Linked DNA regions of Homo sapiens: region 2 is linked to region 1. A link is a loop called in an ENCODE intact Hi-C map of the cell type or tissue named here. Cell type or tissue: Caco-2. All regions are shown on one strand. Each heading gives the region's core, and the rest is flanking DNA. Links, peaks and the distances in the headings are about the cores only.

The links. A loop is a pair of places that touch in the nucleus more often than their neighbours do. Peaks named below come from ENCODE experiments on the same cell type or tissue, not always from the same donor. Only the 100,000 strongest peaks of a DNase experiment are listed, where the experiment ranks them.
Region 2: it touches region 1 in a loop (2.6-fold over the local background); 2 of 110 quality-filtered maps call a loop at or near these places.

The regions. Positions count from the first base shown.
Region 1 is chr17:61,230,797-61,241,527 of GRCh38, forward strand. The region is part of intron 22 of BCAS3 (BCAS3 microtubule associated cell migration factor); the gene reads left to right. Among named protein-coding and RNA genes, the nearest start is that of BCAS3-AS1, 100 kb to the left of the region's middle. In Caco-2, for the core only: no CTCF peak of the experiment used is centred there; DNase peaks (open chromatin) are centred at 2,214, 4,355 and 5,145.
Region 2 is chr17:61,385,797-61,396,527 of GRCh38, forward strand. BCAS3 (BCAS3 microtubule associated cell migration factor) reads left to right here. Exons shown (of 24, transcript NM_017679.5): 24 at 6,181-7,035. The coding sequence ends at 6,329. TBX2-AS1 (TBX2 antisense RNA 1) reads right to left here. Exons shown (of 2, transcript NR_125751.1): 2 at 7,660-7,951. Among named protein-coding and RNA genes, the nearest start is that of TBX2-AS1, 8.4 kb to the right of the region's middle. In Caco-2, for the core only: CTCF peaks have their summits at 4,320 (motif pointing left), 4,519 and 8,011 (motif pointing right); a DNase peak (open chromatin) is centred at 8,535.

The DNA of each region.
Region 1 (10,731 bases), core at 1,814-9,813:
ATATATATATACCCATAATGGGATTGCTGGGTCAAATGGTAGCTCTGTTTTAAGTTCTTTGAGAACTCTCCGAACTGCTTTCCACAACGGCTGAACTAGTTTATAACAACAGTGTATAAGCATTCCCTTTTCTCTGCAGCCTCGCCAGCAGCTAGTTTTTGCCTTTTTTTTTTTTTTTTTTTTTCTAAGAGATAAGGTCTCACTATGTTCCCCAGGCTAGTCTCAAACTCCTGGACTCAAGCAATCCTCCTCCCACCTTGGCCTCCCAAAGTGCTGGGATTATAGGTGTGAGCTGCTGTACCTGACCTGACTTTTTAATAATAGCCGTTCTGACTGGTGTGAGATTATATCTGATTGTGGTTTTTGATTTGCATTTCTCAGATGAGAGTGATGATGAGCATTTTTTCATGTGTTTGTTGGTTGCTTGTAGGTCTTGTTTTGAGAAGTGTCTATTCATGTCCTTTGCCCATTTTTTAGTGTTTTTAATTTTTTGCTTGTTGATTTAAGTTTCTGAAAATAGATTCTGGATATTAGATTTTTGTCAGATGCATAGTTTGAGAATATTTTCTCTCATTCTTTAGGTTGCCTGTTTACTCTCTTGATAGTGTCTTTTTATTGCTTTATCTCCATTTTACAGATAAGAAACCGGTTTTAGAAGTTTCAGATATTTGTTCAAAGTCATACCATGAAGTACAAAGCTGTTTTTAACCCATACCTTTCTTAAGTTCCAAATCCATAATGCAGAAACCATGCTGGGCATTAAGGAATCCTACCTTCAAAGGAAATGACAAGGCTGGAGACAGTGGCTCATACCTGTAATCACATCTGTAAGCACTTTAGGAGGATGAGGCAGGAAGACAGCTTGAGCCCAGGAATTTGAGATCAGCCTGGGCAACATAGCAAGACACCGTCTCTACAAAATAATTTTACCATTAGCCAGGTGTGGTGACACACACCTGTAGTCCCAGCTACTCAGGGGGCTGAAGTGGGAGGATCATTTGAGCCTGAGAGATCGAAGCTACAGTGAGCCATGATTGCACCACTGCACTCAAGCCTGGAAGAGACCCTGTCTCAAAAAAAAAAAAAAAAAAGAAAGAGAAAGAAGGAAACAAAGAAAGAAGGAAAAGAGGCCTGACACAGTGGCTCATGCCTGTAATCCCAGCACTTTGGGAGGCCGAGGGGGGTGGATCACAAGGTCAGGAGTTCAAGACCAGCCTGGCCAATACGGTGAAACCCCGTCTGTACTAAAAATACAAAAATTAGCTAGGCGTGATGGTGGGCACCTGTAATCCCAGCTACTCGGGAGACTGAGGCAGGAGAATGGCGTGAACCCGGAAGGCAGAGCTTGCAGTGAGCCGAGATCACACCACTGCACTCCAGCCTGGGTGACAGTGAAAGACTCCGAAAAAAAAAAAAAAAAAAAAAGAAAGAGAAAAAGAAATCAGGAGAGTTTAAAAGCATTCCACAAAGTCAGTGGTTATATGTTAATCTGTGTAGTGTGCTTTGTTTCCCAGATAATTTAGAAGCAATTAATTCTGGATAGACGTGTGTTGCATGTAATGACAGATACTGATTGTAATGTTTTATTTTGGCCAAAAAAAAGGTGGGGGGTGGGGAGTAATTTTCCTCAAAATCATTATCTGGCAGGGTGGGAGGTTGTTTTTCTTTTGTATACAGAGAAACAGAGTCCCAGGTAGGAATATGTGTTGTATTCATGGCAGTTCGGCAGACCCTTGGAATATAACCTTCTTCATGGTCCATGTTCTAGTCCTGCTTTGAGAACCCTCTTTTGAGTAAAGAAAATCTTCAAAAACCCATCTCTGGGTTTCATCCTGAGGATCCAGGACCGGTGTTCTCTTTCTTAAGAGGAAAAAAAATCACAATGGTAGAAAATTCTTTGCAAATCCTATTGTAGTCTTGATTGATCTCTCTTCTCATTGCTCTTCGTCGGCCTCTTCAACCCTTCTGACTGTGTGTATTAGAAATAATTATTATCACCATTAAAACAACTTTCTTTGTCTATTTCAATTATTTTCTTTATGTTAACTATTTTCTTTTTAGAGTTGCTTATCTATTTAGCAGGCTACTGCATTAGCCTTGAGCTAGTATTGTAAGATGCAAAATTATGTTGCCGGCATCAGTTGGGAATTTCATGGAATTTGCTTCTATTTGACTATATTTCCAGATGGAACCATGTGCCGAAGTGTTTGTTTTGGGCCTCCATGAAGTCATTCCTTTGCAGTGATCTGTAGCTAGACTGCGCTCTCTTGGGACTAACCTGTGTGACTAATTTGAGTAGGAGGGTGATAAACTTTGTTACCACTTAAAAAGGGGCTAAAAATACTTCTTTTTTAAAAAACTCCTCTCCATATTATCTAGCAACACTCTTTGAGGGATAATGGAAAGGAGGTGATAAAGATTAGAGCTGATTGGGAAGGTTCTGAATGCCCAAGTTTCATTTAGGAAGCTTCACACCTTTGAGCCCCAGGGAAGAGTTTGGACCCCAGGCTTTTACAGGTTTGTAGTAAAATCTGAGCTGCCCAGAACACTCTGTGGCTAATGGCTTTTGCAGAAGTGATTCTACAACTAAAGATGCCAATCAACTAAGCTTGTATTGGTTCATCGTCCAGATCTAAAAATGATTGTTAATTTGAGTTATTGTGCTAAATATTTCTAAGAAATGCTTCTTTTTAAGTTGCTGTCTTGTGATCAAAACACAGTAAATGAAGGGCTTCCCTGAAAGGTGGAGCCAGTAGACTTGATTTGGAGATGAAGCATATACCGAACTTGAAGACTGGAGAGGTATTTTTGCCTTAACCCTGTCTCTGATTCACTGAGGGACCTTGGATAAGTCACAATCTTCCTGTCTCATGTTTCTTTTACTTAAAAATGAAAGCATGGATTAGGCTAGCTCTTCGTCAAACCTCCCTTCTCAATTCACCTTCCTAAGCACAGAACTCTTTTTCTAATAAAATTTTATGCAGGACCCCAATCTATAAAACAGATACAAGAGGAGATGCTTTGGTTAATGGAGGGCACAGGGAGAATCTCTCTCTGGCTTCAGTTCTGGCCCCTGAGGCTCTTTCCTGTCTAGTTGAGCTTTCTTTAAGAGGTCTTCCAGCTGTGGCATTCCATCCATTATTCTAATTAATGTGAATTGAGTATTACTAATATCAGGTTTGGTTTTTTTTTTTTTCACTTAGTACCCACATCATGGAGCAAAAAAAGTGGTTCTAAATTGCAGAATGATTTAAGCTAGTAGAGGGTGCCATTCATTGATATTAAAGATTAGTACTGGTCTAAACATAGCACTATTAGAAGTTACAGAAATTCACAATAGAAACCCCCTTCCTCTGTCCCAGAATGCATGGAGCAAGAATGCAGAATGGGGAAGTAAATGATAAATCTGCAACCATTAGTGCTCACTTTCTAAGCTTCCCACTGAGTACTAGGATACAGCTCTCTCTTCTTCCTTCCTCTCCTTCCTCAAATCCTACATTCCTACACCATTGCTGAGCAGGTTGCAATTTTGGCCTAGAGTGATTACTCCTGATTACTCCTGTCCCTCTCTCTGACTGGAGCCAGGTCTGAAGTACTCTGTTTTCCACCTGTCATCTCAGCCAAGACCTTGCAGATTCAATACTAAACTGTTGTATAGGATTAAATTCTGAGCCTTCTAGGAAAAGTTTCAGAATGTGTTTCTTTGCTGTTGTTAATTGCAAAATCAATAGACCTCCCTCCCAGGGAGAGGAGTTTCCTTCTCCTTTGGTGGGCTTCCCTCTAGCAATTCAGGAGCTGCTAGAAGCAGATTAACACCTACAGTTCCAGACCAGCTTAGAGCTCACTTCATTTCCCACTGTGCAGCATTTCACCAACCCATGGACCTATAGCTAGTCATTCCTGCCTGTCCTGCGCCAGGGCCTTTTCCAGCCAGCAGTCTTCCCACTGACTGTTAGAACTATACCCTCTGGCTCAGGCTTTTTCCAGAAAAAAAAAAAAAAAAAAAAATCATAGTACTGCTTCGCATTTTCTCTCAACTTCACATTTCCTCACAAAGCACTAGGCTTTGTCCTAAGCACTTTATTTATTTACTTATTTATTTATTTATTGAGACGGAGTCTCGCTCTGTCACCCAGGGAGGAGTGCAGTGGCATGATCTCGGCTCACTGCAACTTCCACCTCCTGGGTTCAAGCAATTCTCCTTCCTCAGCCTCCCGAGTAGCTGGGACTATAGGCGCACGCCACCACTCCTGGCTAAGTTTTGTATTTTAGTAGAGACAGGGTTTCACCACATTGGCCGGGCTGGTCTCAAACTCCTGACCTAAGATGATCCGCCCACTTCGGTCTTCCAAAGTGCTGGGATTATAGGCGTGAACCACCACGCCTGGCTGTCTGCCCCCCGCCTGTCCTAAGCACTTTAAATGTGTCAACTCATTTGGTCTCTTTGAAAAGAGTGGCCAGGTGAAGGCTGAAGGACCGGATAAGTGTAGTTTCCAGAATCCTTCTTGGCTAGTTATAGTCTAAGACTTGCAGACAGGCAGCCTGGGAAGATCTCAAACAAGTAACCTTCAATGAAAATGTACAGTTTTGAGAATTTCGATATTTGACAGATGATTGAGCCACTCGAGTTGCTTATGCATGAATGTGCTTGTTTAGCAGGTAGAGTTATTATTCTCTTATGTTCAAATTTATTAACAAGGGCTTAATTTCATTCCAAACAGATTGTGAGGTGACTACGTAGTACAGAAGTACAGTGAAATATGAGATTCCTGAGCCTTTAGTGGATGCTGAGCTGGAGACCCCCGTTAGTGCTACCTCTTTCTAAACAGCGCCAGCCATGAAGCTTTTGACCTTTTCACCTTTAAACTTTGTTTGAACTTGGAAAGAAGACTTTTGAATTGTTTAAAAAAAAAAAAAAGGAGAAGAAGGAGAAAGAAAGACAAGGGAAAAAAATGGTTAGGGAGGCTGCAAAAGAGATGTGGAGACTGGGGGAAAAGGACTGATTATATGTTAGCTTAACAGTAATACTAGGAAAATAATCCTCCTCTTGTCTAGGAGTTTCTGCTACTGGGAGCCACAGGGTAATCAGCTCACATGACATACCCAGAGGCGAATGCTAGCCTGTGCTGTTTTTGAACATACTCAAACAAAGGCTGATTATCCAAACAAGAATTTGGACTGCAGCAGTCGGACCAGTTAAATTATAGTTAGTAAAACTTGGTGCCTTGTGAGCTTGGAATGTTACAATTGCAGCTGGATCTTCGTTTGTCAGGCAGCCTTACTGCACAATAAAACCAGAGATTTTTATCTCCGCAGGACTCAGTTTAACTCCTTGGGTGCAAACAGAAAAGTGCCAGCTATCATACGTCAGAATCCTGGCAACATCTGTCCCCACTCCTGTCAGAGTTCATGAGGCAGTGGCATTTTCGTGGTGTTCTGTAGGAAAGTGGGAGGACAGGGGCAAGTTGCTCTTCTTCTTAGATCTTATGTTGGAGATAATAATTTTTATTTATTCGTTACTTTAACAACATTTTTTGTTTTGAGATGGAGTCTCGCTCTGTCACCCAGGCTGGAGTGCAGCGGTGTGATCTCAGCTCACTGCAACCTCTGCCTCCCAGGTTCAACCAATTGTCCTGCCTCAGCCTCCTGAATAGCTGGGACTATAGGCACCCGCCACCATGCCTGGCTAATTTTTTTGTATTTTTAGTAGAGACGGGGTTTCACTGTGTTAGCCAGGGTGGTCTCGATCTCCTGACCTCGTGATCCACCCGCCTCGGCCTCCCAAAGTGCTGGGATTACAGGCGTGAGCCACCGCATCCGGCCACTGTAACCTTTATTAAGTGTTACTATGGACAAAGCCCTGTGTTAGTACTCTACTTATATACAAATGGCTATAAAAAGATGGTATAAAGTAGTCAATTGTAAATAGGTTTCAAAATGTTGTAAGTGGAGGGATGATGGAGAAGGTAAAAAAAAAAAAGGCTTTTTGGAGAAGGTATGATTTGAGCTGACTTTGTGGGAAAGTAGGATTGAATCTTTAAATGTGGCTCTAAAAGTGGTTTTATGCAGCAGGAACAACACAAAGGAAAAATTGGAGGCAGGAAAGTTGGATCCTGGATGTGAAGGGAGGTAATAAAAGAGAAGACTGAAAAAGTAGAATAGCCTCTGCATAGCGGACTTAGGATGCCAGGCCTGAGAGTGGACTTCCTTTGGTAAAGCAAGAGGAAGCCATTAAAAAGTTATCTTTTTTACATAGCTGTCAAATAATAATAAGTTAACATGTATTGAAAGGTTACCATACTGAGAGGTGAAGCCAGCTGGACTTCTGGGTAGAGTGGGGACTTGGAGAACTTTTCTGTCTTACAAGAGGATTGTAAAACACACCAATCAGCACTCTGCAGCTAGCAAGGGGATTGTAACATGTACCAATCAGCACTCTGTAGCTAGCAAAGGATTGTAAAATGCACCAATCAGCGCTCTGTAAAGCACACCAATCAGTGCTCTGTAAAATGCCCCAATCAGTGCTCTGTAAAATGCACCAATCAGGATCCTAAAAGTAGCCAATCGCAAGGAGGATTGAAAAAAGGGCATTCTGATAGGACAGAAACGGAACATGGGTGGGGACAAATAAAGGAATAAAAGCTGGCCATCCCCGCCAGCAGCGGCAACCCACTGAGGCCCCCTAGCAGGCTGTGGAAGCTGGTTCTTTTGCTCTTCACAATAAATCTTGTGGCTGCTCACTGTTTGGGTCCTTGCCACCTTTAAGAGCTGTAACACTCACCTCGAAGGTCCGCAGCTTCATTCTTGAAGTCAGCAAGACCCTGAATCCACTGGCAGGAACCAGCTCTGGATACAGTACGTGGGACACTGAATACTCAAAATAATTCTGGAAGAAAATAGAGACTCAGAGAAACGAAGTAACTTTCCCAAGACTGCTCAGCCCATAAGCAGCAGAGTCACGATTGAAATCTGGACTGACCGTAGACCCCCAGCTCTTAACTGCTTTTTGTATTACTCTCTATTCCTTTTAAATTGGCTGACTTTATGATCATAATGCAAAATAGATTAGCCATATTTTTATATGGAGGCAGGAAGCTTGACTCTAATGGATCACCCATATTCCTGAATTGGATGATGATGGTAAAGAGAATTGCTTTACAGGGGTGATTTTTATGTTGGAGAAGATACAGTTATGATCACCACCCTGAGTTGGTTTAAATATACGGGTTATAACTTTGTATGAACAAGAGTTTTGTTTTTGTTTTTGTTTTGTGAGACAGAGTTTCACTTTTGTCGCCCAGGCTGGAGTACAGAGGCACAATCTTGGCTCACTGCAAACTCCACCTCCTGGGTTCAAGCGATTTTCCTACCTCAGCCTCCTGAGTAGCTGGGATTACAGGCACCCGCCACCACACCTGGCAGTTTTTCGGGTTTTTTTTTTTTGAGATGGAGTTTCGCTCTTGTTGCTCAGGCTGGAGCGCAGTGGCATGATCTTGGCTCACTGCAACCTCCGCCTTCCAGTTTCAAGCGATTTTCCTGCCTCAACCTCCTGAGTAGCTGGGATTACAGGCGCCTGCCACCACACCTGGCTAATTTTTGTATTTTTAGTAGAGATGGGGTTTCACCACGTTGGCCAGGCTGGTCTCGAACTCCTGACCTCGTGATCCACCCGCCTCAGCCTCCCAAAGTGCTGGGATTACAGTTGTGAGCCACCACACCCAGGCACAAGAGTATTTCTGCTTGACCAATTCCATCATAATGAGATAATCTGCCCTCATAGCTATTTCTGACAGTGATTTATGGTAGTGCAGAGCTGGCTTTGGCAGGTCTTATGTCTTTATGGCCTTGCTTTTTCTGAGCGACACATTTGCTACCATTGGTGTATGGCTCTCCATTTCCCAGTTTCCACGGGGTGTCTTCACCGTATTCTTATCCTCTGCTGACCCTGCTGCTGTCTTGTTTTCTTTCCTGTCCTCTTTGATATACTCTGTTATTGTAAGCCAGGCTTGTGGCTTCTGGGAGGGGTGATTGGCAGGGTCAGTCAGACATAAGCACTGAAACGTGTGTCCCAGAGGTGGAAGCCAAATTTCCTCTCAGGGCCCTGAGGCTAACCTCCTGTGATGGCTTCATGGCTAGAAATAGCAAAAATCGAAATGGATATTGCAGATAGTCCAGACAAGCAAACAGAAGTCCAAAATGCTTGGGTACCTAAGATTTTTTTAATTTGTTCGTGTATATTTTTAGCAATAGAAGCAATATAGCATACCTTTGAGCCAGTTTTTCCTAGGTGTGCCAGGTAGGTTGGCATTCACAGTTCTCAGGAGACAATCAGGTACTGATTTAGTGAGCTCATTTTTGAAATGCAAAAGCAAAAAGGAATAAAATAGCAGGTTACCATAGTATAGATAGTAGGAGTTGATTGGCACCAACATCTTTATTTAGTTTGGGTTAGAACAGATTCTCTGCATATCAGATTTGAAGAGAAGATCTTAGTTTTTATAGCAGTACCATCAAAGATAGTTATATATCCAAGAGGAAAGCCTGAGTTTGAAATAATGATTAGCTCTACAGATTTTCAGCTTTTTGTTTTGGGGTTTTTTGTTTTGTTTTTAATTCAATTTGCAAAGCCTCTAGCAGATAGTTCTGAAACCTTTGTGAACGCTTTCTGTAACTTATGAAGCTTTTGGAAATTTGGTCTAGTGATGAGTAATTCTTTCTTTCTGACGTTAATCATTTGCATTTTATCAGTGGCTCCAAGATTAATATAAAAAGAGAACTTCATTTACTCTGAGTGATCATGTTTCAATGTGTTAATGTTTTAGGAGTAGCAGAGGATAACATGCAACTGTTAAGATCTAGATCATGCTAAAAGTATTAAAGTTGGCTTTCAGAGATTAGTTTTTTCCTACTTAAAATTAAGAACTTAAAGATTTTAATCAAGATAATCCTAAAATGTCTTAAGGTGCAACTTATTCTGGAGTTGATACCAGTTGGAATAGTAAAGACCAAAGGAGAAATTGTGAGTTAATGTTTACTTTTTTATTACTATTTTAATCAAATGGCTTTACAACTTGACCTTTTAAATGTGAATATATTTTTTTAAAAGAACACTCAGGTATGTGAAGCCATAATTGTTGTGTTGGAAGTTCTCAGCCCTAAAAGTTCTGCACTTGAATGTTAAATATATGTGTGATAAAAATATTTTGATTGGGGTTTTCTGTGTGGGCATTTACATTCTCCTGGTGACAGGTGTTTTGGTGAAGAGAAAAGCATCTTGTAGATGTTTGAGATCTGTAACCATGCTGTCTCAACAGCAGCAGCAGCAGCAGCAGGAGGAGGAGCTACCATTTATTGAATGCCTGCTCTATCATAGGCACTCCTCTAGGCACTCTACAGACATAATTTCTTCTACTTACAACCATCCTGGCGGGTAGAATAGTATTTTTATTTCACAGATTCAAAAACAGCCTAAGAGAAGATAAGTGGTAGGGACAGGCTTTGAACTCAGGTTTCTCTGATTCCAAGGTCCATATTCTTTTCACTATACCATGATATTAAAAAGGAACAAGTGGGGCCAAGCACAGTGGGTCACACCTGTAACCCCAGCACTTTGGGAGGCTAAGGCGGGTGGATCACTTGAGGCCAGGAGTTTGAGACCAGCCTGGCCAACATGGTGAAACCCCATCTCTACTAAAAATACAAAAAAAAATAGCCAGGCGTGGTGGCGCACGCCTGTAATCCCAGCTACTCTGGAGGCTGAGGCAGGAGAATCGCTTGAACTCAGGAAGCAGAGGTTGCAGTGAGCTGAGATTGTGCCACTGCACTCCAGCCTAGGCAACAGAGACTCCATCTCAATAAATAAATAATAAAAAGGAACAAGTGTAGCTGACATTTATCTGAGACTTATCAGCCTTAGCACACATACACTAAAAAGTTTAAAACAGATTTTATGTTATTCACTAGAACAGATTCATTTACCTATATCATTGAGCCCTATAACTAAAGGGTCCATTTCTTTTAAATTGATCTCAGACACACAGAAGTATATCTTAACTAAAACTTTCTTCCCGAAAAGAAGCATTTTTAAAAGGTACCAAGGGCTGTTATTCTTAGAATGATTTGATGAAATCAAAGACAAAAATAGTTTAGGCTTTTGATTAGATTTCAATATGCCACTCTTACTGGGGAGCTTTCTCTTGTTTGGGCATGACAGGATTTTTGCCATGAGAAACCTTCTAGAGCTTCCGCCCCCTCAGTTCTCACTCTCCATCACTTACCCTTCAAAAGACTCTGAATAGCAATTACAATACAGTTAAGCTTTCTTTGGGGGACCCTCATATAGTGGGCACACTGAATATGTGGATTTAATATTAGAGGCTTGACTATTTGAATGTGATTGCAAAAGTCAGTGAGGACTCTGTTATTACTACGAATTTGTAGGTTGGTATTTAGCTTAGCAAGTGATGAAGCTAGTGAGTGAGCCTGTTTACCACCAAGTACCCACGTCTTCCTTTGGCTCTGTTGTCCTCTGCTTGTTTCATCTTGTGACTTAAAACACACACACCTTAGCCAACTGTTTATGCTAATGATGAAAGAGAAGTCAAAGTAAATAAGCTTAATAAAATAATAGTTTGGGCCTGCGCAGTGGCTCACCCCTGTAATCCCAACACTTTGGGAGGCCGAGGCAGGCGGATCACGAGGTCAGGAGATCAAGACCATCCTCGCTAACAC
Region 2 (10,731 bases), core at 1,079-9,078, 150 kb after region 1:
GGAAATTTATTTTCCATTTTGGAAGAGGGTATTTGCAAAGAGGCGAGGAGGGAAATGAAAAGCTGTAAACACACATCTGCCATCTTCCTCCCTGGGCCATTTCTTGATTAAAAAGAAAGAATCCTTCCCAAGCTCCGGTGGAAGCCAAGCTGGTGAGGGCCTGGATGGCAGAGACACCTGCTGGGGAGGGAGGCTGGAGAGGGACCCTGTAGTCCTGTGGATCATCACAATGACTAATCCGATTGCAGCAATAATAGTAACTCACATTTGCTGACTGGAAGCGTTAAGCACTTTGTGATGCACTCTACATGCATTATTTAATTTCATTCTTAGAACCAGGCCATGACACAGACATCGTTAACCTCATGTTCGGGAACCTGAGGCACAAAGATTCGAGTAACTTTCCCAAAGTCTCCCAGGTAGCAGGTGGCCAGGGGGTGTGCTCTTAACCACTTCCCTAAACGCCTCCACCAACATGGGCAGACACTGCCCCTCTGCCTTCTCGGGTTCTCTTGAGGCTGGGGGCTGGACTGGCCAGGGGAAACATCCTCATCCTCCTGCTCACTGCTGGAAGCAGGCAGAGCTGTGGGTGCAGGGTCAGACTGGACCCTAAGGTCTCATCCTACTCCCACCAGTCAGCGTGGGTGGAGAAATGCAGCCAGGGCCCAGTCACAGTGCTCTGCCAATCCCTTCAGTGGGCAGCATCAATGCTCATGTACAGAGCCGTGGACGCTGCTCCTTTTGTGGTGACGGAAGTGCCAGAGCTGCCCAAAGGGTGAACCAGGGGCCCCAGGCAGCCTCTTCCTAAACACAAACAGAGCACTGTCCTCCCTGGCCCCTCTCAGGTCCCTGAGACTAGGGCTCAATGCCCCCACTTCCGAAGCCAGAGGAGCTTTTCGCAGGGCCTTTGATTGGCCAGACGTCCAGGTTGGAAGAGACCCAGAGAACACCAAGCCCAAAGCAGGATTTCCTTACTGTTTTTTTTTGTTTTTGTTTTTTGTTTTTTTTTTTTTTTTTGAGATGCCAGGCTGGAGTGTAGTGGCACAATCATAGCCCACTGCAGCCTGGAACACCTGGGCTCAAGGGATCTTCCTGCCTCAGCCTCCTGAGTAGCTGGGATTACAGGCACGTGCTACCACACCTGGCTAATCTTTTAATTTTTGGACACGGTTTTGCTGTATTGCCCAAGATGGTCTTGAACTCTTGGCTTCAAGTGATCCCCTTGCCTTGGCTTCCCAAAGTGTGGGATTACAGGTGTGAGCCACTGCACCTGGCCCGACTTCACCTCCGACCTACTGCTGGGGCCCCTGGTTTGGCCTCTCCAGCTTTCCCTGCGTCTCACACAGGCCCTGTGCCCTCCGCATTTCACCCCTCCCGGGGAGTCTGCTGCCCGTCAACTCACAGCCTGGCAAAGGGGCCACAACACTGCACTGTGGGTGGAGGTGCATGGGCCCATGCTGCACGGCCCAGCTCAGGAGTAGGACAAGGTGTGGGCAGCCATGCCCTTGCCTCCTCACAGACAAAGAGTGACCCCACCCCACCCCATCTCCCTGGGCACACGCTCCCAAGTGACCAGGGTTGCTTCTCTCTAAAAAGGCCAGTCCCCTCTTTCTGCCCCCTCTGACACCTCTGAGTTTGGATGGGCTCCATATGGAGTGGGGCAGCATGAGGATCCAGCTTGCTTTTTTTTCACCCTGAGAACAGTAGTGCCAAGGATCCGGCTGTCTCATCCTTCACTTGTTTCATGAGAGCGGAGGCACCTTTCCTTCAGTTGCTACTCATTCATCATCCCCCTACCCCTGGGGGCTGTCCATCCTGGCCCAAGGCATAGAGGGGCAGCTGCGGGTAACAGGCCCATTTCCAATATGAGCCAACAGGGAATGGCTCTCCAGCATGGGCATGGGGGCCGGTCTTAGTGATGCCGGAGCTGCCAGCACCCTGTGGCCCGCACCAGCACCCGTTCTTTCTTGGGGGATGGGGGTGGGAGGTGAAGAACCAGAGCTAGTGGTTGCTTCGTCTTCCTTGGTTTTGCTCTCTGCAATGTGGGTATATAGCTCCCACCACCCAGGGGACCACATCCCTGGAGAGTGCAAGGTCACAATGAGGTGACTGGGTCTAGCCACTTGCCTGGAAGCCACTCCTCCTCTCCTGCCCTACTTTGGGGCCTGGAGAACAAGCTCTTTTAAAGCTTCTCCCACTGACCAGAATCTCCACACCTCTAAGGGGGGAGGTGGCTGGGGACACTTCCCTCATTTCCTGCCACAGAGCCCCCAGCACTCTCTTTCGGGCCCTGGCAGGTTCCTGATGGACTTCCCCAACAGGTCCACCTCAACCGCAGGACAGCTGCTCAGACCTGGAGGTCTTGGGAGTGGGGGAGGAGGGCAGCAGCCAGGAGTTGGGCCACTGAGTCAGAAGGTCCAAGGGCATCCCTGAAAACTGCAGTCTGTTTCCCTGTCCTCCTCCAGCAACCCACCTGCATGGGGTCCCATCTGGCACTGCATGGGCCGTAGGTCCCCAGCCCTCCCACTTCCTAAAACTGTTCTTCATGTTGAACCTGTGACTCCTCTCCCCCTCCCCCACTCTGAACGGGGTCTTGGCCCCCTCTGTCACAGCAGATCCATCTCTGGGACCCCCAAGACAGATTGGTCCCCAGCCCCTACACATGCATGTCACTGTCCTCCTTGACTGCAAACTCCCCCTCCTCACGGTGTGCCCCTGCGCCTCCTGACACCTCTCCACCTGCTTGCAGAGATCAGTGTACTTCTCAATCGTTGTCCATATCTTTTCCAAAAAGATTCCTCAATGCTTTTCTTTTCAAAAGGGAAAAAAAAAGGAAAAAAAAAACAATGCCAACAGCCCAGCGTCCGTGAGCAACCCAACAGTAACAAAGCATGCGTTCGGGATGGAGGAAGGTAAGGCCACACGTTTCCATTTGCCGCTTGCTCGTAGGGCTGGGCGGCCGGGATGACTTGGAGGGGGGAATCTGAGCAGCCCTCCTCCCCTCCACTTCCCACACACACCCCTGCCTGCAGGGGGAGGAGCAGAAGGGGTCTGAGAGGAGGCGTGGAGAAAAGCGCCCACAAAGCTGCCCCGGGGCCAGCAGGCCCCCGATTCTTTCAGTTAGTCTGTGTTGAAGAATGGGCCCCCACCTCCCCTTACCACATCATTCATTCATTCATTCATTCATTCATTCATTCATTCATTCATGCTAGAAATGTTTAGGGCACCCATGATTTTCCAGGCCACTAGGGATACAGAGTTAAGGCACAGAACCCCCCCGAGGGGGTCTCCCCTAGATGAGACACATGGGACGATGAGGGGGCCTGGGCTAGGAGTCAGCACAGCGCAGGGTAGGGTCTGGCAGGCTCTGCTCGGGGGACAGGACGGGCTCACAGAGGAGTGGACACTCGTGCTAAGCTTTGGAAGATGAGTAGGTGTTCTGGGGCTTTGTAGAGCAAGTTACATGAACACAGGCCCAGAGGCCTAGAACCACCTGGATGGGTCCAAACACCACACAGCTTCATCACTTTTGTGTCTCAGACATAATAACGGGTATCACTAGTGAGGGGTTGGCGGCAGGTCATGGAGGGCCATTTCACAGTGCTGGGGAGTTCAGACCTTGCCCTGGGAACTGTTAGGAGTGGCTGAAGGCTTTTACGCAGAGGAAAAGCAAGATGAGGGCTGTGCTGTACATAGCCCACTCTGGCTTTGGCACAGGGTGGGTGACCTGGAGTCAGGAGACTGAGGCGCACAGGGCAGGCTTAGCCAGGGCAGAGGCAGAGGAGGGAGAAGTTCAGCAGAGCCTTGGTTACCTTACCCTGGGATGCGGGGGCGAGGGAGAACGCTGCCCCCATCCTTCTTACCCGGGTCTAACTGGCAAAGGGAAAATGCGAGCAAGGCGCTCAGGTTGTCCCTGGCCCCCAAGAACAGGACATTCATCTTGTAAGCCCCTGGGTGGCTTTCCCTGCACTGTGGTGTGATGGGCTGGGGTGCATCCACGAAGACTCATTGGTGGGACCACCGAGGCTGCTGGGGTATTTGCTGGGGGCCTATGCCAAGGGACGGTGGGGGTGCCATGCCTGGGCCCGGGCTCCCGTTTCCTGGCTTCCTTGGCAGTGTGGATGTGGAGGCATTTTGCATCAAGGCCGTTAAAGCTGCCCCTGAGCTGTAAAAAGGGGCCAGCCTTCCCCATCCTGGTGGCCCTGCCTGCTCCTTCCTCGGGGGCTTTCTTCCTTAGGCCTGGCGGCCCGATCCTAAGGAAGCCCCTGCTTTTCTTGCGCCTGCCGGTGCTCTTCTCCCGCCCGCCTGGCCCTGCTGTCAGCGCCCCCTAGTGCCGGGCCGGCCGCGCATGAGGGCGGTGGGACAGATCGCCCACAACTCCTCGGCTTGCTTTTGGGGAAATAAGGCAACAGAGGGGTCTCTTGGAGTCTGGAGCTTCCATGTAAAATCCCCAGGGTCTACTCTTGGCTTTACCACCCTCTCCATCTCATGGCACGATGGCCTGTCCCCCCAGATTAGGGTGATACTGAAGGAGGAGCAGGAGAAAAAGATCCTATCTGCCTTGTTTTCTATCCATATCCAGATAGCTCTTGACTTTCCCAGGCAGCCAATGTCCCCTGGAGGTCAGGGACCATAGTCAGGCCCTCGGTCCCTGTCCACAGTCCCATCCCCCTACTTTCCCCAATTTGCCAAGAAGCCCTGGTGTCCCAGTGAACTGTCCCACCGAGACCCCGGCGACAGACTCGGCTGATGGATCCCAAGGGCCCCTCCCCTCCCCAGGCCCAGGTGCCCGCCTCCTCCCCACTCCACTCTGTGGCTGCTGCAGGCCTGCAGGGAGTCGGGGTCAGTGGTTCGTTGCTGGCTGGCTGGTGTTGGCCAGCCCAGGAGTGAAGGCCATGACCCCTTCATTCCCTAACCAGAGCCGGCTGTACTGCGCGTGTGGTGGCAGGGGGCCTGGGAGCGGTTGCAGGATGAAGACCAAGGTCTCAAGCCAGACCAGACGAGTGCAACGTTTTTGCACATCTTGCTGTTTCAAGTGACTGCTTTGAGGTCCTGCACTCCTGGGTGGACAGGCCAGACTCCTTCAGTCACAGGCAGGCATCCCTTGGAGAAGGAAAGGTTGCAGGTCTACATATCTTGGCTTGGGGCAGGCTCCAGAGACTGCCCGGTGTGTGTGTGCCCATATGTCAGAGCCCCCGGGGGAGACTGAAAGGGAATCGGAACTGACCACCTTCAAAAAGCCAAGAAGTAATTGGTTCTTCCTTGCACTCAGCAAGCAGGGAATTCCATTCCCAACCCACCTACCCCAGGACCTGACTTGGGTCAAGAGATGGTAGGACAATTGAGCGGCCCACAGCTGAATTAGATGGATCAAGCTGCCATATCTGAGGTGGCAACATGGATGTGCAGGGCCAGGGAGGCAGAGGAGGAGGAGGGCGGGACTCCCTGCCTGCCCTTCAGGTTGATGCTGAGGGGCCTCCAGGAGACTTGGGGCCTAAGAGGAAAGGAGAAAGGAGGCACTTCAGGCAGACAGGGACCCTCTCTTCATTGGAGCAGGCCCCTCTCAAACCAGGCATCCCCTCCCAGGGAAACAGGACACTTGGCAGGAGGTGCCAAAGATGAGCCAAGACCTGGCCAGCAGATGGACTGTGTGGGTGAGCATGAGTGAATGAGTGAGTGGCAAAGCCAGGCAGAAGCTCTAGGCACAGGCAGGGCAGGAGAGAGGTGGGGACAGATCAGGCAGGGATGCTGCAAGCCCTCCCGTGTCCTAGCTTCTCCCCGCCTGCCTCCCCTGTAGAGCCGGGACAGAAGGCACTGTGGAGTTGGGGGCATGCTGGCTGAGCATGAGTGTGTGCAGGCGTGGGTACGGGCTCATGAAGAGCTGTGTAGTCCACACACATCGTCAGGGTGGCCGTGCTTCGGGCCTAAAGGGCTTCCCGCAGCAGGGAGACGGTGCTCTCACACCAGAGTCTGCCAGCCAGGGGGCTTTCCCTCCCCTGGCTGAGCCTTCCTGTGACCTGAGCTGCCCCCTGCCCATCCAGGGAGCAGGCGGGGATCCCCCTGCGGAAGGACACAAGTGAACCCAGAATGGTGCCTCAAGGCAGGCAGCCTGGCCCAGATGGTGCCCCCACTCCCCAGACCCAACTCTAACCAGGCCTGGCCCTCTCCTGTGTCTTGCAGAACTTCAGCGAGAGGGAAGCATCGAGACTCTGAGTAACAGCTCAGGCTCCACCAGCGGCAGCATACCAAGAAACTTTGATGGCTACCGATCTCCGCTGCCCACCAATGAGAGCCAGCCCCTCAGCCTCTTCCCGACTGGCTTCCCGTAGGTACCAGCAACCTGCTTCTGACTGGCCAGCCCCCTCCCCTGCTGGAGGAGGGGAGAAGCCCCGCTCTGGTCCTACCCTTCAGTCTCTGCTCTTCCTTCATCAACCACCTTCCCCAAGCTTAGTGACAGCAGCCGCCCATCCTACCTGGATGGAGAAGAGACCCTTCTCCAAGCACCTCAGCGCACTTGCCCTCTGCCACACCTGTCGGTGGAGGCTGTGGCCAGGAGAGACTGTAGAAGCTCGGTCCCTGTGTATGTTTGCATATGACATCCTGCATTGGATCCGCTTTTGTATTTTTTAACCATACCCACGGTGGGGCGGGTGGGGGGAGCCTGGAACAGTGACCAGATCTGGGGGCCTGAGTGGGGACAGAGTTGATCGTCCACCTGGCCATTTTGACCCTGAGTGGACAGTCACAGCCTCAGCTCATGTCTGGCTGTGACACACACTGCCCCCAGCTTCCCTTGGTCAGCCCCACTCCAGCACGGGGTGAACGGAGGCCCAGAGTACTAGGGAAGGAGGAAGGGAGGACATGCCTCTTCTTCCTCCTTTCTTTCCCCATCTGTTCATGGGAAGAGTTTGTCTTTCTTATCTTTAAGCCCCTTTACCCTGGTCCTGTACTGATCAGTGAAGGAAACCGTGGTTACTGAGGCCCTGTTGAAAAGTGCACGTCTTGTCCAATAAATCACGCTGCAGTTGGTGTCCATCCCTGAGTTGCTGGGGTAAGGGTCCTCTCCAAATGCTGAGCAGAGTCCTATGGCCTGAGTGCCCAGGATCCCAACACCCCCTTTCATGTGCAACTTGGGGGCAGAAGGAGTCAGTGGAGGATTGGAATGGGAAGAACTTTTGTCCTGGAATTTGGATGGGGCCTGATTTAAGAAGCCCATTCTCTAAGCATCTTGCCTGTTACCAGAGGCAATGAGTTCTTGGGGTGCCACAGGGTTGGACCCTCCTCCCTGGGGATCAGGGCTTGCCATGTGCTGGTGGGTTGCTGTCAAGGGGAGAGTCTGGCAAAGCCTCATCTGGGGGGCACCTTGTTGTAATTGCCTCTTTTTAACTCAGAAGATGGAAGGGTGGTCAGGTGAAGGTGGGTATCTCATGAAACCTGGCCGGAACCCTCAGATGACACGTTCCTGATTTTGTCCCCCCGCCCCACCACCACCACTTCCGGACCTAAAGTAAGTGGCAACAGAGACAGGAACAGGGAGAAAAAATGGTGCATTGAGCAGGAAGGAGACGAATGCTAGTCCTTTGCCCCCTTCCCTGGCCCACACTTCCCAGAGACCCCAGGGAGGCCTTGGAGAATGGAAGGAAACCCACAGAGCCAGGTGTGATTTGGGGTAAAGTTTAATGGAAAAGCCGTGGAAACGTTGAGTTCACAAACAGGACTTCCCGTGCAACTGTCCAGCCAGACCTGGGGCAGCTCCTGGGGACCCTGCCCCCTTCACACACACCCATCCCATCCATGGTGCCTGAGAGGCCTTCATCTTCAGTTCCCTCCACCAGATCAGTTGGGCATGTTGGGGGCAGAGATGGAGGGTTGTTGAATCACACTAGGCTCTGTAAGCTGAGAAGACGATCCTGCACAGGGTGGCATAAGCCAGTCCCTCCTGCCAGGGCACCTGCAGGGCGAGAAGTCACATGCCAGACTGAGGCATGCTTGCGAACACTAGCCTGGCCCCAGCAGCAGGGGGTGCTGGAGGAGCTGCAGCTTTTCCCCATCTTGCTGAATTATTGATGGGCCTGGCACTGCCCCTACCCCCAGCTACAGCCATGTTTCAATCAAAAAGGGACAAGGAGGAGAGTGCTACCAGGCTACCTGTGCATGCTGCCCATGGCCTGTCTTCCTGGGGATGGGTTCAGCTGCCCTAGGAAGCATGAGCCCCTCTGAAACCACCCCAGGACACGTGGATGTGGCAGAGACCTTGCTGCCAGGGGCTCTCTCAACCATTCAGGGAACTGGCTGGCAGCTTACAGAGTCAGGAGTCCTCCCTGGCCCGGCCCTTCCCCTCCAGCAGGGGCAAAACAGCTGTGGCCTCCCCCAGGCAGGGAAAGTGGTGGGTGTAGGGCTGGACTTGCCGGCTGAGCTTGCAGGACAATCTGGTTATTCATCTGCTTGAAGTCAGGGCAACTCTTTGAGTATGTGGGGGAAGGGTGAGGATAAGAGAGACCAGATAAGCTGGCCCCACAGCGGCTGCCACTGGAGCTCAGGTTATCAGAAAGGCCTTGGGCCTGGCCTCCGGCTAATTGGGGAGGTTATGGAGCCTGCCATAGCCTGTAATCAGCTGGAAGGGAGAGCTGGGCCCCAGGGTTGGGGACCTTACTGGCCACTGGCCCCAGAGCAGCCGCTTCCTATCCTCTACAGATAACATCCAGGGCAATCTGGGACTCACCCCCAGCCCCAGCAGACCTAATGGTGGCATCATCTGGGAGGGCATCAGAACATGAATCAAACTGTGGCTGATCAGGGGACCTTTAGGAATCCATGTGACCTACCGATTCTCTCGGCACTACCTGGTCAACGGGCAGCTTTACTACGGACTTCCTCTCAATTTGATGAAGGAAAAATACCTTCATGATCTGGAAAGAGGCCGGTGGGAGCCAGCGTGGCAACTGAAGGAGCAAGAGTACTGTCTGAGATGAGAAAAGGCACGGTGGGCCTGAGGCCAATTCAAGCACACAAGCTCAAACACCAGGGCCAGCCCCTCTGTCAAGGAGCAGAGGCCAGGCTAGGCAGCCACCAGTCTGGAAGTGTATATGGTTTCTCAGTGGTAATTTTTTATTTTCACAATTCAGGGACTCATGAAACTAGAAAGTACCTGAGAGTTCTGTTCGAGCCTCATTTTTTTTGCAGATGACAAGCAAGCCTGAGCCCCAGAGAAGGGCAGGGCCTTGCCCAAGGTCACAAAGTCACACGCCTAGTGAGCCTATCCCTGTCTGCACCTGGCTGCTTCACACCCTGGCCAGTTCCCTTAGAGGGACCCAAATCCGAACTGACCTCCCTGTCCTGTGCCCCTATCCCATCCAGAATGCTGACCCCACTGATCCCCATCCTGACTCCATCAGGCTTCCTGCCTGGGCTGAGAGACTGAATTTGCAGCTGCTCCCTTGCCCCTGTGTAGCTGGAAGGCAGCCCTCCCACTGCAGACCTAGAACTGGAGGCTCTAGAGGCAAAGGGACAGTGCATCCTGTATGTCTCGAATTCAGAGCAAGAGCCCAGGGGAGGGTGGCAGCCCTGGCATCTCAGGATCACCTTGCTGTAGGAGCAGGGGTAGGCAGCTCAGCAGCACCGGCTTCTTAGGAGTGGGTTTGGACTTGCTCTCTTTAAGGTCCCAGGGTCCCATCCCAGCTCTGCCACCAGCAGGTACGTGGCCTTGGGTACATGACTGCACCTCTGGGATTCAGGGTCCTCATGTGTAAAGGAGGGAGTGGAGGGGAGAGAGCAGCATGCCCTTCCGAAGGCGCGACAGAGCAGAAGCAGGCAGAGGGGAAGCTGCGGGTCCACAAGGCAAACCCATGGTTCGAGGGGAAGTTGACAGCCAGGCCAGGTGCCCCTTAGCAGGGATGGGGAGGGCGGAGGCGGCACAGCTGGAGCCCGGATTGTGGCACGCCGTCACCGTGCTGCTCCGGGGAATCCCGACCCGCTCCCTGCGAAAGCGTTTCCGAACGCGAACCCAGAGCCTGTGAACGCGCCGGCAAGCCCCCCACTCCCCCACCGCCGCCCGTCGCAGGTGGGCCCGTCCTAGGGGTCCTTCCTGCGCTCTACCCCGTCTCTCAAGTCACTCAGTCGATCGCCCCGTTCACGCTCCCGTGATCCCAGACATCCATAACCACGATCTCGCCTCCATGCACATCCAACGCACGACGGTGCACAGACGTGCACCTGACTTCTGCGGACCAGGTGTCTCAAGCGTACAGCGGCCACCCGCGGAACCGCGGCCCGGGGCCAGTGAGTCGTCTGCAGCTCCCCGGGTTAGGGGATTCCCCAGAACTCCGGGAAAGTCACCCGAAGTCCATCCGGGATGCGGCCTTGGTTCTCGGCCGCGTGATCTCGCCCTTAGGTGCAGAACGACGCCCTTCCAGGGCCCACAGCTGCCAGGCTGGGCCTTGCCCTCGCATCCCCCGGGAAGACCAGGGACGGGGCCACACAGGCCGTGGCTGCGGAGACGCTTCCCCGGGCCACCCCGCGACCAGGAGGGAGTCGAGCCGCCCGCTCTCCCCGCGTCCCCCGCCCCATCCCAGCCAGTTGGCCCCACCCTGCGCGGGATAATTGGGACGGGAGGGAGGCGACGGGAGGGCGGCGGCTCCAGAGAGACTGCGCGCCTGTCAGCGGCAATTTGTTTAAGTGGACGGGACGGGCCGGGCCGCTGCGGGCTGGGGTCACCGAGGCCGCGGCCCCCAC